Regions from separate parts of the Mus musculus genome. Here region 2 is linked to region 1. The links are chromatin loops, found by intact Hi-C in ENCODE. Cell type or tissue: heart. All regions are shown on one strand. Each heading gives the region's core, and the rest is flanking DNA. Links, peaks and the distances in the headings are about the cores only. Region 1 holds the start of C1qtnf9 (C1q and tumor necrosis factor related protein 9). Region 2 overlaps Spata13 (spermatogenesis associated 13).

The links. A loop is a pair of places that touch in the nucleus more often than their neighbours do. Peaks named below come from ENCODE experiments on the same cell type or tissue, not always from the same donor. Only the 100,000 strongest peaks of a DNase experiment are listed, where the experiment ranks them.
Region 2: it touches region 1 in a loop (9-fold over the local background); 18 of 42 quality-filtered maps call a loop at or near these places.

The regions. Positions count from the first base shown.
Region 1 is chr14:60,766,287-60,774,620 of GRCm38, reverse strand. It overlaps C1qtnf9 (C1q and tumor necrosis factor related protein 9), which reads right to left and starts at 6,487. Exons shown (of 4, transcript NM_183175.4): 1 at 6,453-6,487; 2 at 2,159-2,345. The coding sequence starts at 2,324. Gm34997 (a long non-coding RNA gene) reads left to right here and starts at 6,578. Exons shown (of 3, transcript XR_383477.4): 1 at 6,578-6,677; 2 at 7,932-7,990. In heart, for the core only: CTCF peaks have their summits at 993, 3,349 and 5,059 (motif pointing left); DNase peaks (open chromatin) are centred at 3,400, 5,100 and 6,590; H3K4me3 peaks cover 395 bases; H3K27ac peaks cover 578 bases.
Region 2 is chr14:60,706,777-60,715,110 of GRCm38, reverse strand. It overlaps Spata13 (spermatogenesis associated 13), which reads right to left. Exons shown (of 13, transcript NM_001033272.2): 3 at 8,032-8,334; 4 at 5,542-5,686. Among named protein-coding and RNA genes, the nearest start is that of Gm41165, 27 kb to the right of the region's middle. In heart, for the core only: a CTCF peak has its summit at 3,356 (motif pointing left); a DNase peak (open chromatin) is centred at 5,690; H3K27ac peaks cover 1,128 bases.

The DNA of each region.
Region 1 (8,334 bases), core at 22-8,021:
TTTGTTGGTATCTGTGATTGTCTCACTGGATGCAGTTTCTAAGAGGTGTAATGTTTGGTTTTTTAATGTATTAAATCCCCTGCTTGAGAGCTGCAAAATACACTCAGATTCAAACTGCCTCTGTGTTTGTTTCTGTTTGTCACCACCGAATCCTTACCCACCTAGCTTCAAGGACCCTCATTCCAGGGACCCCCATACTCGACTGGGGTGGTCTGTGGCAAGGGACTGGAGTTCAAATCCCCACCACCCATGTAAAAACTCGAGCATAGCTATTCGAGGACTGGAACGCAGGGAGTGGGGGGGTGCGGGGGGAGGTAACGGGGGTCGTGAGGATTCGCTAGCCAGTCAGCCAGCTTGGTCCACATGAAAGCTTCAGGTACTGCAGAAGACCCTGCCCTCTGTAAAGCTGAGCAGAATAGAGGGAGATACCTAAAAATGATGTACACATACACACACACACACACACACACACACACACACGCACGCACGCACGCACGCACGCACGCACGCACGCACGCACACACCACCACCACCACCACCACCACCACCACCACCACCACCACCACCACCACCAGTGAGAGGAAAAGATGGAAGGAGAGAGAGAGAGAGACAGGGAAAGAGAGATGAATGGATAGATAGATGAGATAGATAGATAGATAGATAGATAGATAGATAGATAGATAGATAGATAGATAGATAGATAGATTTTGAGCCAAGTACAGTGAGTGGTACACGCCTATAATCCCAGGACTCATTAGACAAAGGCAAGAGGATAAAGAGTTCAAGTATGTCTTTGAGTACATATCAAGTTTGAAGCCAGCTTGTGCTACATGCAACTCTATGGAGAGACGGATGGAGGGAGGGAGAGAAGGGGAGAACGAGTTAGAATTGAACTCATCCTAACAGCACTGGCTGCTCTTCCAGAGTACCCAGATTCAATTCCCAACACCCACATTGGGGCTACAGCCAGATGGCTCAATGCCCCCTCTTCTGGCCTCTGAGGGCACTGCAAACATGTGGTGCCTAAATATGCATGCAGAAAAGAACATCCATACACATAAGAAATATTTAAATATCTAAAAAAAAAAAACCTTTTTTAAAGGGTGGAGGGATTAACAACCAAGAAAGATGGAGAAATGTTTGCAAAGGGAGAAGTAAACAAAGTTGGCATACCAGGTTGAGGTATATTCCTCTTGATTTATCTTGTAATCACCCCTCTGCTTCATGTGTACAAAATATCTGATAATAAACATTAAAACTTTATATATTCAGAGCTGGTGAGATGGCTCAGTGGTTAAAAGCACTGGCTGTTCTTCCAGAGGTCCTAAGTTCAATTCCCAGCACGTACATGGTACAAAAGGCCATCTATAAAGGGGTCTGATGCCCTCTTCTGACATGCAGGTCTACATGCAGACAGAGCAATCATACACTAAGAATTTATATAAATAAATAAATCATATTAAAATCCTTCATACATTCAAAACTAAACACTGACCCAGACATGGTGGTACATGCCATGGCCACAGCTCCTGGGAAGCCATATGCTACCTCCTTGTCAGTCACTTTGCAGCCATCTCAGATATTCAAATGTCCAAGGCAACCTCACAATGCTGATGGCAACATAACCTTAACTGTAACAATAAATTTCTCTAAGTGTAAGAAAAATTGATGCTGGGAACTTTAAAATGTAATCCTTAATCTTTTTTATTATTAATGGTTAATTATTCCTTACCTAGTGTAGAAATTAAACATTATCATAGATGATGCATATATAGGAGGAAGCAAGACATGGGTAGGGTTCTGTGCTTTCTATGGCTATAGGCGTCCACTGTGGGCCTTCTCCCTGTGCATGGGGGTTGCCTCTGTCCTTAGCCATCAGATTGCTCCACTGATCTCATGATACTAATGATGCATCACACCCGCAGTATCCCACTCTGTGTTTCTGCCTGTTTTGTAGGAACACTTGTTAACAGTCATCTGCTGTCGACGAGAAGCCTGTGGGGGTGGGGTGCAGTTGACCTTGCCCTGCACTTCATTCAGCACCTGCAGGGCACATTGGTGGGTGAGGGCTCAGTGGGCAGGTGGAACAGTATACCAGTGGCAGGTGGGTGACTGAAGGGATAGAAGAAGGCCATAAGAAGCAGCAAGTGTCAAGTACCTGCGTCTCCTTTGTCACCCTTGGCACCATCTCGTCCATCTCTTCCAGGTAGGCCATTGTGACCTGGATTCCCAGGGATGCCGGAGTGCCCTTGCCGGCAGGTGTCCTGGGAGAATACACTTCTCGTGCATGCACCCATAACCAGCAGAAGCCACCAAATCCTCATGGTCAGACCACAGGGTCTCAACTGAAAGAGGGAAAACAGAAACTGAAGGATGTATAGCCCCTGGGTGCAGGTACAGTTGCTGGGCATGAACACTGCCTCTCATTTCTTCAATGAGACAGGTTTTGGTCTCTCAGCAAGGACAGAGGTGCTGAGGAGTGACAGGGCCTCCTGTCTCTGCACTGACAAAGGCCTGAACCAGATCTTACTGCGTCAGATGAACAGGGCAGGAGAAAACCAGAGACCAGGTAGCTGACCAACCTGGACTAGAAGAAGCTTGTTGCAAAGCCTGGCATAATGGCACCCAACTGTTATCCCAGCACTCAGAAGGCTGAGAGAGAAATCACAAGTTCCGGGTCAAAACAGTATTCAGTTATGTGCTGAGACCCCATTGTTGCAAAAGAAAGAAAGAAAGAAAGAAAGAAAGAGAGAGAGAGAGAGAGAGAGAGAGAGAGAGAGAGAGAGAGAGGAAGGAAGGAAGGAAGGAAGGAAGGAAGGAAGGAAGAAAGGAAGGAAAGAAAGATGGGGGGAGGAAGGAAGGAAGGAAGGAAGGAAGGAAGGAAGGAAGGGACATTGTTCTTAGATGGCAACACATGGTTGGGACCATTTTTAATGGTCAATAAATGTGGAAGCCAAGTTTTGAGGTCAGGAGACTCTCCTATGTATTGTTTCAATTTGAGCAAGCTACTTTTTTAAGCCACAGAAAAATGCTTTCTTATCCCATGGGGCTAGTATAAAGACCACATTTGACCACAATATACATGAAAATTCACACTAAAAATAAAAAGCCACGTGAAATTACCATCTGACCTAGCAACTCTATTCCTGGGAATAAAAAACAAAACAAAGCAAAACAAAACAACAACAACAAAGGTTTGACTATGCTTGGGGTTCCTGGCAGCAATATTCTTGGCAGCCACTAGGGGGAGCAGGCCACATGCACATCCGTGGATGAGCAGTTAAAGAATACGTAGTATATAAATACAGTGGCATGTCATTCGGCCCCAGAAAAGCAGGAAATCCTGGTCCCCTCCAGGACATTAGGTGGTGACATTCTGGGACTGAAAGACAGATCTGGTATGTATGCGAAGTGATCCAAATCATGGAGCAAAGCAATATGGCAGGTGCCGGGAGCTGAAGGGAGGGGGCGCTGTTCAGTGGAAGATGAGACCTCTGCAGGTCAATGACGGCGATGGTTTCAGGATGGTGTGACTGTATCTACTGCTATTCAACCATACACTTAAATTAGTTAGACTAGTAAGTTTGAGCCTATTATATATCTTATTATGTATTTTATCACAATAAAAACAACAAAACATTAAATGTCTTCAGCCTCAGGTTGGAGCTGAGATCTGGGCAAGATCAGTAGGCAAACTGCTCCCCATAACAGGATCAGCATGCAAGCCCCTGCAGGGGCTTGAGTCTTTGAGATTTGAATGGGTGGGATTCCAGATCGAGCTGAGGATCCCTGTGAGTGTGCAAAGTGTCATACCATCTGTCCCCCAGGACCTGCCTGGCAGGGGCGTTGCGTTTGATACAAAGTCATGGGACTCAAAAGCTCACCTGGCTGTACTTTGAGAGTTACGTCCCCAGTCCCTGATATTTAGTACCGAGCAGGAGGCTGGGCAGTGACAGGTGGATACAAGGACTATGTGATGGCAGCTCTTTTAATATTTAAAGAGCAACGCATCCCTCCCCCACCAAACCAAAGAACACATGGGTTAATGCAACCCATCAGACCCCAGATCCTATGTACTGTGGCCAGCAATGTAGATGTCCACAATCCTCTGTAATGGCAAAAAGCAGGGTGTCTGTCTCTTTGATCCAGTAGTACCATCTCTGCAGTTATTCATAATACAGCAAAGATCTGTGTGCCAACGGTAACTGCAGTATTTTCTGCTAAGGTGGAAAAGGGCACAATATGTAATGCTTGAGAATAGCCTTGGGAAGTAGACCAGTGCGTAAGTGCTGAGAATATCATGAAGGTCAGTGAAATATGTAAAAGATGCATGAAGGCAGAAGGATGGTGAGTTCAAGACCAGCTTGGGTACAGATGAGACTCTGTCTCAAAAGACCCAGCCAAACAAAAAGAACTAAAATCGGGCTGGAGAGATGGCTCAGCAGCTAAGTTCACGCAGTGCTCTTGTGGAGGACTGGCCTTCAGCTCTCAGCACCCACAGGAGGTAGCTACCTATAGCTTCAGCTACAGGAGATTGGAGTCCCCTTTCTGGCCTCTGAGGACATTCATACAACTCGCAGGTGCGCGCGCGCGCACACACACACACACACACACAGGTTTAACATTTTTAAAATCAGGCACATTATGAGGATGTTAATGTATGTATATTATAAAAAACTAGAAATGTATGCAAATAGGCAAACATGTTAATGTATAGAATGATGTAGTAAGAGGCTTTCCTGTGAGGAAAGATGTCTTTGTAGTGCTGGTTACACATTTGTAGCTATTTATTTTTCTTAATTGTGTGTGTGCACATACACACACACACACACACACACACACACACACACACACACACACATAACACACAAACATAAAAACCCTTTGAGGCCGGAGCATCAGACATTGCTGGAGCTGGTGTTACAGGCCACCAGATGTGGGTGCTGAGAAATGAACTCTACTCCCCCTGGGGCTCCATCCCTGAGCCATCTCTCCAGCCCCTCTGTAGCTAGACACTGACATCCAAAAGATGATGTCGCCCTCTGGTGAAAGCTGCAGAGAATGATGGGATACTGAAAGTGTTTCCCAAGGTTTCCCTCAGTCACAAGGCCACTCCACTTCAGGCAGCTGAGTTTTCTTAGCGCCAACCCAGTGAGTTCTCTGCAGTCGTCACTCCTGCTGCTGGGTGCAGAAGCCACTGGTAGACCCTAGATTGACTTTTCCGGGCTTTACCGGTGTTCTGCCTCACTTCCCACCTTCTCCATGAAAAGCCACTTAGTGGGTGGAGAAATGGCTGATCTTCCAGTACCAGGAGGCTCTCGAAGCCCTTGTAGACGATGAGACGCCCTTTCCTGGCTCCCAGTGTGGTACACACAGTGCAGGCATAACACCCACACACATTGTTTTTTTTTTTTAAAAAGCCATTTTTGGTACCTCTTCTGATTTTCTCTAATTTACAGCCATGTGTTCTCAAACATTCCAGGTTCCTTATGCCCCCCCCCCCCCCGCAAACACTTCATAATCCTTATGCAGACCCCACACACGAACATTTAACAGAAATCAAGGGAACACTTTTCCCAGTCAGGGTCTCTCTATGCAGCTCAGACCGGCTTAGAACTCATGGTCCTGCCCCAGCACTCCAAGTGCTGGGGACAGGTCTGCTTCACCAGGCCAGCTTGCGAGCCATCTTTGCTAAGGCTCAGCTTGCTTGAGTGTAAGACTGCCCGGTGACATTCCTTACACTAAGTTGGCTTCATTTATTTCTCCCATGTATTTGATACAATGTTACAGTAGGCATCTTTTCTTCAACATATATTGTTTTTATAGACCATATAAATCAGCATATACACAACTATTAAAACACTCATTAAATGTGTAGCTGATGATCTATAAGCTTTTCTAGAAAGGTCTGTTATTTTTGTGATTTATCCTGTTTTTTTTTTTTTAAAATGCCTCTTCCTAGGCCAGTAGTGCAAAATTCTGGCAGATGAAATTCTCTGCTTTTCTATCTTCTCTTCTCCTTCTCCTTCTTCTCCTCCTCCTCCTCCTTCTTCTCTTCTCCTCTCTCTCTCTCTCTCTCTCTCTCTCTCTTTCTCTCTCTCTCTCTTCCCCCTTTCTCTCTCCCTCCCTCACTCCTTCCCTCCCTTCCTCATTTCCCTTCCTATGTGTATGTGTGTCTCTGTGCATGTCTGTGTGTGTCTGTGTGTCTGTCTGACAGTCTCATACTATAGCCCAGGCTGTCTGTCCTGGAACTTACTCTGTAGCCCAAACCTTTTGTGTCATTACATTACACAGTGTGACATTACAGGCATGAACCACCGCACCTGGTTTGTCCTTTAGAAAAAAAGTTTAAGAAGCAGATTATCTCTGTTCTTACCCAGGGCTTTATACCACACGTGGCTACCTCAGAACCCGGGTGCTGAATGTGAAAAAATATCCTTTAGTGCACTTACCTGAGCCCAGGAGTTGCAGGCTGGATCCTGGCACTGTGCAAACAGGGAACCCTCTCACTGTTAATAAAATCAAGCCTTCCTGCCATAGAACTCCCCAGTGAACCTAAGTGCAAAATAGCAGGAAGGGGAGGGGACGGAGGGAGGCACAAGATGTCTTGGATTAGCTTCAGGAAAAAAAATCACAGCGACACTAGGGTCCAGTAGCCTCCCTTCACAGCAGCCCAGGTATGGACAACTTTGTCCTTTTCTTCTCTGTCCTTTGTGCCAGCAGGTGGAATGTGGGAGAAGAGGTCCCCACTACAGGCTTCTTTCCTTATTGTGAACAGCCCTCTCCTCGGCCTTGAGTCCATCAGGGGTGAGGAAACGGGCGTAAATGTAACAACGAGGAGGACCGTGACTGTAACCTGCGGTCTTTGCAGCACAGAGCAGCAGAATTCCCTTTGTTTACTTAGAACTTTTAATGATTACAGTCACTGTTGCCTGGGACTCTCATTAAGGATAAAACTACATTTAAGAGCAACCTTGGATTCAGTTAACCCTCCCATTGGCATTCACGTCTGTGCAGAATACTGCAGGGCACTTCCAGTCGGGAGGAAAAGGCCTTCTGCTATGCTATGGGGGGTAGGATGGTTCATGAAGCAGCTCTGAGCACCCTTGTGACTCCTAAAGCTCTCGATAAGGCCTGACGCTCCCAGTGACCCTGCTCTGTCCTTTAAATATACCAAACAGTAAAATAAAGTTATCTTCTCCAGTTTGGGTATTTAGGTCGGTGGTAGAGCACCTGTCTAGTAAGCACAAGACCCTGGGTTCAGTCCAGCTATAAGTAAGTAAGTAAGTAAATAAATAAATAAATTCCAGCACTCTGGAAGCAGAGGTAGGTAGACCTCTGTGACTTTGAGGCTAGCCTGGTCTGCAGAGCAAATTCCTGGACAAGCTACACAGAGAGAAGAAACCCAGGAAGTCTGTTTGAGTCTCTGCTCATGGTCACTGCTGTAAGTGGGGGTGCAGTGAATAATCCACTGAAATGGCTCCCTAGCTAGAAAGGTTTCTACTACAGGTGTGAAAGGAGAATAGCCAGAGGCATCTTAAGAGCCTAGAGCAGCGAGAAAAAGAAGCCCATGGCCCAGCACTAGAGAAGTAGGGCTCTACGAGGACAAGCAGCTGAGGGAGGGAACTAGATCAGCCTGAGAACTTAGAGGAGGTGAGGACAGGATGCTAGCGAGTGTGGGTCTTGAAATGTGTCAGGTACATGCGGAGTGGAACTGAAGGATACACAACCACAAATACATGCTGAGGGACGGGGCCCTTTCCACCAGATAGAAGCCCCTTTCATGGGTTCCTGAGGAACACTGCTCTGTCTATAGTTCAGCCTGAGCTGAGCAAATGTAGCTGAGCAAACGCTGCCATCTCGGGGTTACCCACAGCTTTTTTGGGAAACCGAGGTTCCTTTCGGACCTGACAATTACTCTTCTCTTCCAGGAACCCCGGACTTCAGCTTTTGGTGCAGAGGATGCGGCAAGTTACCAGCTTCGTTATCTGTGAGTTTAGACCAGGCATGGAGCAGATGAGGACTCTGTCTATCCTTTCCCTGACCTTCAGCCCACCGAGGAGCACTCGGAGGCTCTGTAGCTTCTCCTGACAAGTGTCTTAACGGTCAGGCAAACGTGCAGCGGTTTCAAGAGCATAAGGATACTGTTCTGTTCTGAAGGGCAGGAGCTCACCCTCAGTGGCCATCTGGGGATGGGGTATGCAGGTACCGGGAAGTCTCACCTTGGCAGAGCTAACCACACCCCACATTCATTCCTCAGCCCACAGACAGCCCCAACAATGTACCCAAGAGGAGGTGGGACTGGGTTTGGCAGCATCCATTATACTGGGTTGC
Region 2 (8,334 bases), core at 15-8,014, 60 kb after region 1:
ATCTAGGACCTGCACAGGGACAGCATTGCCTACAGTGAATACCTTACAGACTTGCCTGCAGGTGAATCTTACGGAGGCATTTTCTCAATTCCTCTTCCCAGCTATGTCTAGGTTTGTGTCAAGCTGGCAAAACTAACCAGCACAGAATGGACCTTCTGTGCCACTATCTGTTGAAACTGTCTACTTTGCTTATGTGTGTGTGTGTGTGTGTGTGTGTGTGTGTGTGTGTGTGTAAGGTCACAGTTAAGAGATTACCTTGAGGGCTGGAGAGATGGCTCAGGGGTTAAGAGCACTGACTGCTCTTCCGAAGGTCCTGAGTTCAAATCCCAGCAACCACATGGTGGCTCACAACCACCCGTAATGAGATCTGACGCCCTCTTCTGGGTGTCTGAAGACAGCTACAATGTACTTAGATATAATAATAAAGAAATCTTAAAAAAAATCACATAAAGAGATTACCTTGAAGCCAAGTGGTGATGGAACATACCTTTAACCCCAACACTTGGAGGCAGGGGCAGCTGGATCTCTGTATGGTCTACAGAGTAAGTTCCAGGACTACCCAGAGAATCCCTGTCTTGAAAAAAACAAAAAACAAAACAACAACAACAAAAAACCCAAAACCCTTGACTCCCCAAAGAGACTTTGAACTTGGACTTTTAAACAGTGCTTAGACTAAAGGACTTTGGGGCCATACGCATTTTGCATTTGATATGATTGTGAGTCTACAGGGGCCAGGTAGTGGAATGTAGTGGTTAGAATGGACAGTGTTCACTCATAGGCTCATGTTCTTGAAGAACTTGGTGCCCAGTTGGTCGTACTATTTGAGAAGATGGTGTAGCCTTGTTCGAGGAAGTACAGCATGGGCAAAGCCTGAGTTAACTGCCTTGCCCCAGTTCCAATTCACTCTACTTTGTGTTTGAAGATCTGAGCTGTCAGCTTCCTGCTCCTGCTGCCATGGATGCTGCTTGCTGCCAAGCTTGCCCCCAACCCCCAATCTCCCACATCTCTCAGGCTGGACTCTTATCCCTCTAGAACAGTAAGCCATAACAAACTTCCATAAATTGCTTATTTTATCATTGCATCATAAAAGTAACTAATATAACATCTTAGCATCTAGAAAGAAAGGTTCTCTAACTAGGCAGTGAGGTAGGAAATGGTCTATCAGGAGCCACAAGTCAGCAAGTGAGCATGTTGGCAGCTTCTAGAAGCTATGGACCATTAGGCATTTAAACCAGAGATGCTTTAGTTGCCATGGAGACCCAAAAGGCTATGCAAGTGAAGCAAGCACCTGTTAGGTAGTTGCTGTGTTGGGCAGGAAGGTCATAACCTGACCCATGAAGTCTCTGGTTATGCCTCCCTGATCTTGGGGTCCCTAACATTAAGAGATCATTTGACTAATGAAGCAGAAAATCTGTGCATCAGCCATTGTGACAGGGAAACCCAGACTCCTGCATCGAGAAGGAGCAGGTCATCTTTGCACAGAAACTCTAGTCCTTTTGCTGCTGACAGGCTTCTCTCATTTACCTCCACCCAGGACAGAGTCACTCTCTGTGGAAGAATTGCTTTTTAACTCTTTAGAGAGAGTGAGCTTGCAAGCATGCATGCTGGAGAGCCGATGGCTTGACTGGATAGCTAGAGGAAGGAGGGGAGAGCAGAAGGTGACTATGCCTTGGTATGGGGCCAAGGGTATGAAAGACATATCAGAAGACCCTGAAAAGCTTACAAAGTGAAATGCAAAAGATGCTGCTTAATAGCCACATGGGCATGATGCTCACGGTGCACACATTGGCTCATCTTCTGTACTTTTTAAAAAAAGACTTATTTATTTATTATATGTAAGTACACTGTAGCTGTCTCCATGCACTCCAGAAGAGGGCATCAGATCCCATTACAGATGGTTGTGAGTCACCATGTGGTTGCTGGGAATTGAACTCAGGACCTTTGGAAGAGTAGTCAGTGCTCTTAACCGCTGAGCCATCTCTGCAGCCCCTTCTCTACTTATCTTGATGCAGTGGACTCAGGATGAAACAAAACACCCACCAGGCCATGGCTGCAGAAAGGATGTCCAGTCTGAGCTAGACCACAGGGCCTGCCCTCATCAGGGTTAATGATACGGTTCTCTGTAGGAACCAGATAGCTACTTGTGGTAAGCTTATTACAATGGACATTTTTATAAAAGAAGTGGGCAATGATTTGTCCTCCCTGAAAAAGCCACTTGTGCTGGACACAGATTATTCATGCCCCTCTCTGGCCTCACCAGAGGCTCCCAGACAGCCATGGCATCTCCTAGATGCCACCTAGAACTTCCCAGTGACTGGGTCACATCTAACACCACCTCAATGTAACTCAATTGCCTAGGAAACCCGGGGACACACCCTGGTGCTGCCATGATACCCTGCAGGGGCACATGCTGTGAACCTGTGACTCATGTCACCGAGGGATGCTAAGCCACAGCTGGAAACCATGGGTAAACACAGAAGCAGCTACTCTCTTACTCCACAGCGCACTTGCAAAACATTTTCCTCCCAGAAGCACTGCTCTGGCAAAACGGAATTTCATCTCCAAAAGAAGTCCTTCCATGGCACATCCCAGTTCTAGCCACAGAGTCAGACAAAGCCGGAGCTAGTCATTTCGAGTTCCTCTTGCGTCAGGGAAATGAACACCCGTGGGAACTGTGGGTGGCCTTTGTGGTCACTAACACTGAGGATACTCGGTAGGACTCATAGAGCAGCCTCATATCCATCTTCTCTTTGTTTGCCTTACTCCAAGCTACTATACGTGCTTTGTTCCTTCGTTCTCTCTGATTTTAATCTTTTTTATTCATCTTTAGGATTTTCAGGCGAACCTGGAAATCACAGTGAGGCCCAAGCTAATTTGGCTAACTTGGCCTCCTGAGATTACAGACATTGCACCACCACATACATAGGCCATTCTCCCTTCCAAAGCACAAATCAGGAGCCACCGCCCTAGACATCCTATGACATATCTGTGCCCTCAGACGCTCAACACACACACACACACACACACACACACACACACACACACAAAGAGGTTTTGCTTTTCTTTTGTTTTTCAAGACAGGATTTCTCTGTGTTGTCCTGGCTGTCCTGGAACTTGCTCTGTACACCAGGGTGTCCCCAAGCTCCGATCCACCTGCCTCTGCCTTCCTAGGGCTGGGATTAAAGGGGTGTTCTACCACATCCAGCTCTGTCTTGTTTTTAATTGGAGCACAAACTTGAACCCACCATTTTCCAATTGGCAATGGGTCCACATCGTACTCAGAAGCCCTGGTCCTCAGGAATGAGTTGCCTTCCATTTAGCTACTACCCCTGACCACAGTGCCCTCTTCTGTCCATGTCTCCTGAGCACAGTCACTCTGATCTCCTTGCTAACCTTGGTGGAACATCTGCTGCTGCTCCAGGGGACCTCACTCACTCTTCCTCATCACCCAGGTTCTGGTGACTACTCAGGGTCACTCCTGCCCCTTCCTGTCCTCCCCCACCCCTCCTCATTTTCTTGCGAGCACTAGTGACTTAGGGAATCCTACCAGGAAGCCATTCAAATGCTGGAGTGTACAGTACCCCTCTGTATCCGAGGGTCCTTTGGATGACAAGCTCCTCTGTGGATACTCAAGCCCCTTTACTTAAAATAGTTGCCTTAGCATATAACATATACATTCTCCTGAATACTCGCAATCATCTCTAGATGACTCACAAAACTTGTACAATGTAAACAGCATGTGCACACTTGCTCAAGTCTAGTGCGTAGGTCATGAAAAGGGTGGAGCTGGAACACGGAGCATGTGAGACCCTGGGTTCATGCTCAACGGAGAGGAGTCTGGGCATATTCATTGAAGATATAACTCTTCTCACTATTTCCAGTGGATTAACTGTGTAAATGGTATAGGTATAGCAGTGTAGGTTTGGCCATGGGCATACCCCACCTTGCTGTCTTCTCCTTCACGATGCCCCTGTCCTAGCCAACAGTTCCCTGCCAATCATTCCCCTCTCACAGAGCTTTAAGGGATGGAGGAGCTCTGTCACCTCTGGGTGTCACCTCTGGGAGCGAGGCCTACCCTTCTCCTGTACTAACACTGACGGCAGGGGGCTAAACCCCTGTCCAAATGCGGAGCCCACAAACGGACTCCCAGACCTTGACCTTGCCCCACCACCTACACCATGAACAGGCCACTGGGCTCAAGTGGCTGGAGATTCCCTCCTGGGATCCTGACTCTTGCAAGTACAACTGGAGAGTAGAGTAGGGCAGGCTAGCCTTTCCCCTTCTCCTGGTGGAACCATGCCCAACCTTCTGTGACTACCAGGAGCTATCGTATTATCCTCAATGTTTTATATGGGAGCACCCAACACCTTCCTAATTCATTCCCCCCTTTTTTTCTCCCTCTCCCTCTCTCCCTCTATGGTTTTTCTAGATGAGGCTTTTCTGTATAGCCCCGGCTGTTCTAGAACTAGCTCTATAGATCAGACCGGCCATAAACTCAAAGATCTGTCTAAGTGTTGGGGTTAAAGGCGTGTACCACCACGCCATCTTTTCTTTTTCCTTTCAATTCAGAGTCTCACGTAGCCCAAGTTAGCCCCACACTTGTAACTGAGGAGGACCCTGAACTTCTGGTTTTCCTGCTTCCATCTCCCAAGTACTGAGACTCCCGGCATGTTCCACTCTGCGCCGTTTTACATTAGGGTTTAAGCTCAGGGCTTTGTGAGTGCTGGGCCAGCACCCCACCAAATGAATGCACCCCAACACCCTTTTTTCTTAAACTAGTCAGTTAGTTTTACTGTTTTCAAACAAAGAACCCTAAGAGGTTTGTCTCTGTTTTTCTTTATAAATTAAAAAAAAAAAGTCACATAGACCATGAAACAGGCTTCTTGGCTGTATGTGAAGGCTGAGGAGAGACCCCCTCTGTTCCTCATAACCTAGTGTTTTCCATGCCTTTCTGATCCTTGTTGGTATCTGAGCACATGCAGGCATGATAGACATCGGGACAATTCGCTAAAGCACTTTTGATTGACCTGAACCCCCAAATGATGGTGGCATCCCTGCTCCAGACCCCTAATTGTGACCTAGATGGAAACACGGTCTTTGCAGGTGGCGAGTTAGGATGAGGGCCTTGGGGTGGGGAAGGGGCCCACTTGAGACGGATGTCCTTACAAAAGAAGGCACATTTGCAACAGGGCGAATGTCACAGAGTGTGCAGGTGGAGACAGGCTGCATGGGCCAGCCAGGGAGCCCTGAGGCTGGCAGAAGCCAGGCGAGGTTCAGCTCCCCATTCCTGCATCCTCAAAAAACCAAAAAACTACCCTCCACACCAGAACCTTAGGTCTCTAGCCTGGTCATCGGTTTACCCTGGCATGGCTCTGCAGCAACTCAAGAGACATGCAGACTTGACAGGAGTTTGAAATCCTGAGTAACCCAGATAATAACTTCCACACTGCCCTGGCCACAAGATGGGAAAAGTGCAGAATCCCTTGGTGCCTCAGGCTCCCTGGTCCCAGACAAAAGATTCCAGGAAGCCCCAAGACTCACCATTGGATGTTTTCATCTGCCGTCGCCGCCCCACGCGGTCCAGCCCGATGGGAGTGCTCTGAGAGAAGGTGAAGGGCCGGAGGCGGGCAGACACAGCCTTGTAGGGTGGAACTTGGTGTGCAGGCACAGGAGGCCTGGCTGCTGGCTGTGAAAGGAAGTGAGAAGCTGTGAGAAGGTGCCAGGAAGTCTCAGCTCCTGCGAGCCACAAAACAGTTCTGTGTTCTCGCCTTGAAGCCACTGGCAGATGTGGAGTGTCTTCTTCAAACCCCCGCCAGCAGCTGTATGCTGCACCAAGCTCTGTAGCAATAGGCTGTTCTAAAGTTCCAACAGGCAGCTTCAAAGCTGGCTCTGTCACACTTCTTCCTACTTGTGAGAGACATGCCGGTGGGGAACAGGGAGAGAAAGAGAGGCCTCTGAGGGAGAGGAAGGCTGAGGCAGCAGCAGAGCTGTGAGCGACAGTTAGGAAAGCACGGTGACCATAGCAGCATCCGAGGATGCAAGGGCAGGACCACAGCACACAGGCATGGTCACAGATCTCCAGTGACAGCTTTTATTTAAAAAGAACTTATTTAGGAGGCTGGAGAGGAGGCTCAGGATTAAGAGTGCTAGCTGTTCTACCAGAGGACCTGGATTTAATTCCTAGCACCTACATGGCAGCTCACAACTATTTGTAACTCCAGTCCCAGGGGATCTGACACCCTCACACTGGCATACATGCAAGCAAAACACCAATGCTCATAAAGTTAAAATAAATAATTCACTAAAATTGTTTTTTATCTTACATAGTTTGGGTGTATGAGAGAGAGGGGGAGAGAGAGACAGAGAGACAGAGACAGACAGACATATGAGTGGGTACCTGCAGAGGCCCAAAGAGGGTGTCTGATCCCTTTGTACTGCAGTTAAAGGTGTAAGTGAGCTGCTTCATATGGGTGTTCTATAAGAGGAATAAGAACTGTCTCCCCTACTAATGAGCTGTCTCCCCTCCTGGGCTTTTTAGGGTGTATACTAGGGTCTCACTTTGTAGACCAGGCTGGCCTCAATCCCCCAAGTTCTCTGCCTCAGCATCCTGAATTCTAGAATTATAGGCACAAGCACCATGTCTGGGGCACAATACTATTTTGACGATCCGAAACAAAGTGTGTTCTAAGTATCTCTGACTATCCTTGCCTCAACTGTGCCTTGCATTTAGATACATTACAGTTTGCTTTAGTTTAGTTAGAAATATTTCCCAACAAGTGGAGCACCTGAAAACAAAAGGATCTTAAAGACCTTGTCATATCTTTAACTTCACTTTTGCTTGTGTCTTTTGCTTGTCTCTGAGGCATGGTCTCATAACCCACAATAGTCTCCCTTGGCTGAACGGACTTGAATTCCTCACCCCCCCCCCCACTTCCTTCTCACAAGAGCTGGGGTCACAGCTGTGTGCCACCACACTGGCCTTATAACTTTACTTGAAGAATTCAACTCAACTGACTTAAGCAAGGGTTTTAGAGTGTTTGCTACAAGCAGGACATTGTGCTGAGCTTGGCAGGAAAAACTTTAACACACAGCCCAAGCCCAATATAGAATTTCTCCCCCCACCCCCGCCCCAGAGAATTTTACAGGTAATTTAAGAAAGCACCTCGCAGGTTTTCAATATGAAACTGAGCATATAAGTTATTATATAAACTATTCCATGACCGTATGAGTATGCTCATGAGTTAGTTGGCACAGCTAAGCAAAGAAGTTTGACTTTCACCAAGATAGAGCCTTTACATGAATATTCCATAACCTTAAAGTGCTCACTAGGCACTTAAGAAATCCTTGCCAGATGTGCTGGGGGCCAATGGTGTTGATGGTCTAACCTGCAACCCAAAAGCAGAACAAGGCAAGGTGGTGTTGCTTTATGGTAGAGAGCTCGCCCAGGATGTTCCGAGCCTGGGTCCGTTCTAGGAATGGTTGGTGATTAATCACTGGGGACAGACGTGATTTTAGAAGACAGAGAAGTTAGTTCTCCTCTCATGGTCCTCTGCTTTGTTTTGGGGGATGGATGGGAGGAACACAGGTCTTCCTGCATGAAGACAAATGCTATCACTGAGCTACATCCACCCCGCCAACCCCCCACCCCAGTCCCTTCTCTTTCATCTTTACTTTGTTCCTATGTTTGCATTCTAATAACGGACCACTTAAGTCTTTCGAAAATCACTCCCCTCAGGAAGTAAACCAGATAAAGCCAGGCTATGGCCCCCCCGGCTCAGGTCTCAGGGCTTTTCAGACTAATGGCAAGTCTGTGCTGTGAGCTGAGGCTCCAGGAAAGGAGAATAGAAAGCAGATGATGAGAGAGCGGACTGTTAGTGTGGATCCAAGTAGGTTTCAAAGTCAGGAAGAAAAGGAGTGAGGAGGTATGTCCCCCTCCAGAAGGAAAAGCAGTGTCCAGTTTAGTCTGCAGGGAGGACAGAGGCAGGGAGCTGAGCGTCTCTGCTGGCCATGGTTGAAGAAACCAGCTCTTACTTGGACCAAGAGGTTCTCCACATCCTCTACCTGGGTGTTGCCATAGAAGCTGACCCCTCCAATCACAGATATAGGTCGCCTTCTCCGGCCTCCCCTGCAAGAGCCTGAGGGGGCGCATGGATCCTGGCTGGTGGTAGTCACACTTGCTGGGTGCATCCTGTCCACGTGGTCCTCATCTGGAGGGTCTGCAGCAATGGCATCTTCAGGAATGGACAAGCTTCTGCCGGCCAGCTGGCCATAGTCAGACAGTGGTCGTGGCCGGGTGCGGCGTCCCGAGCCCCACCTCCTCCTGGAGATTCGAGG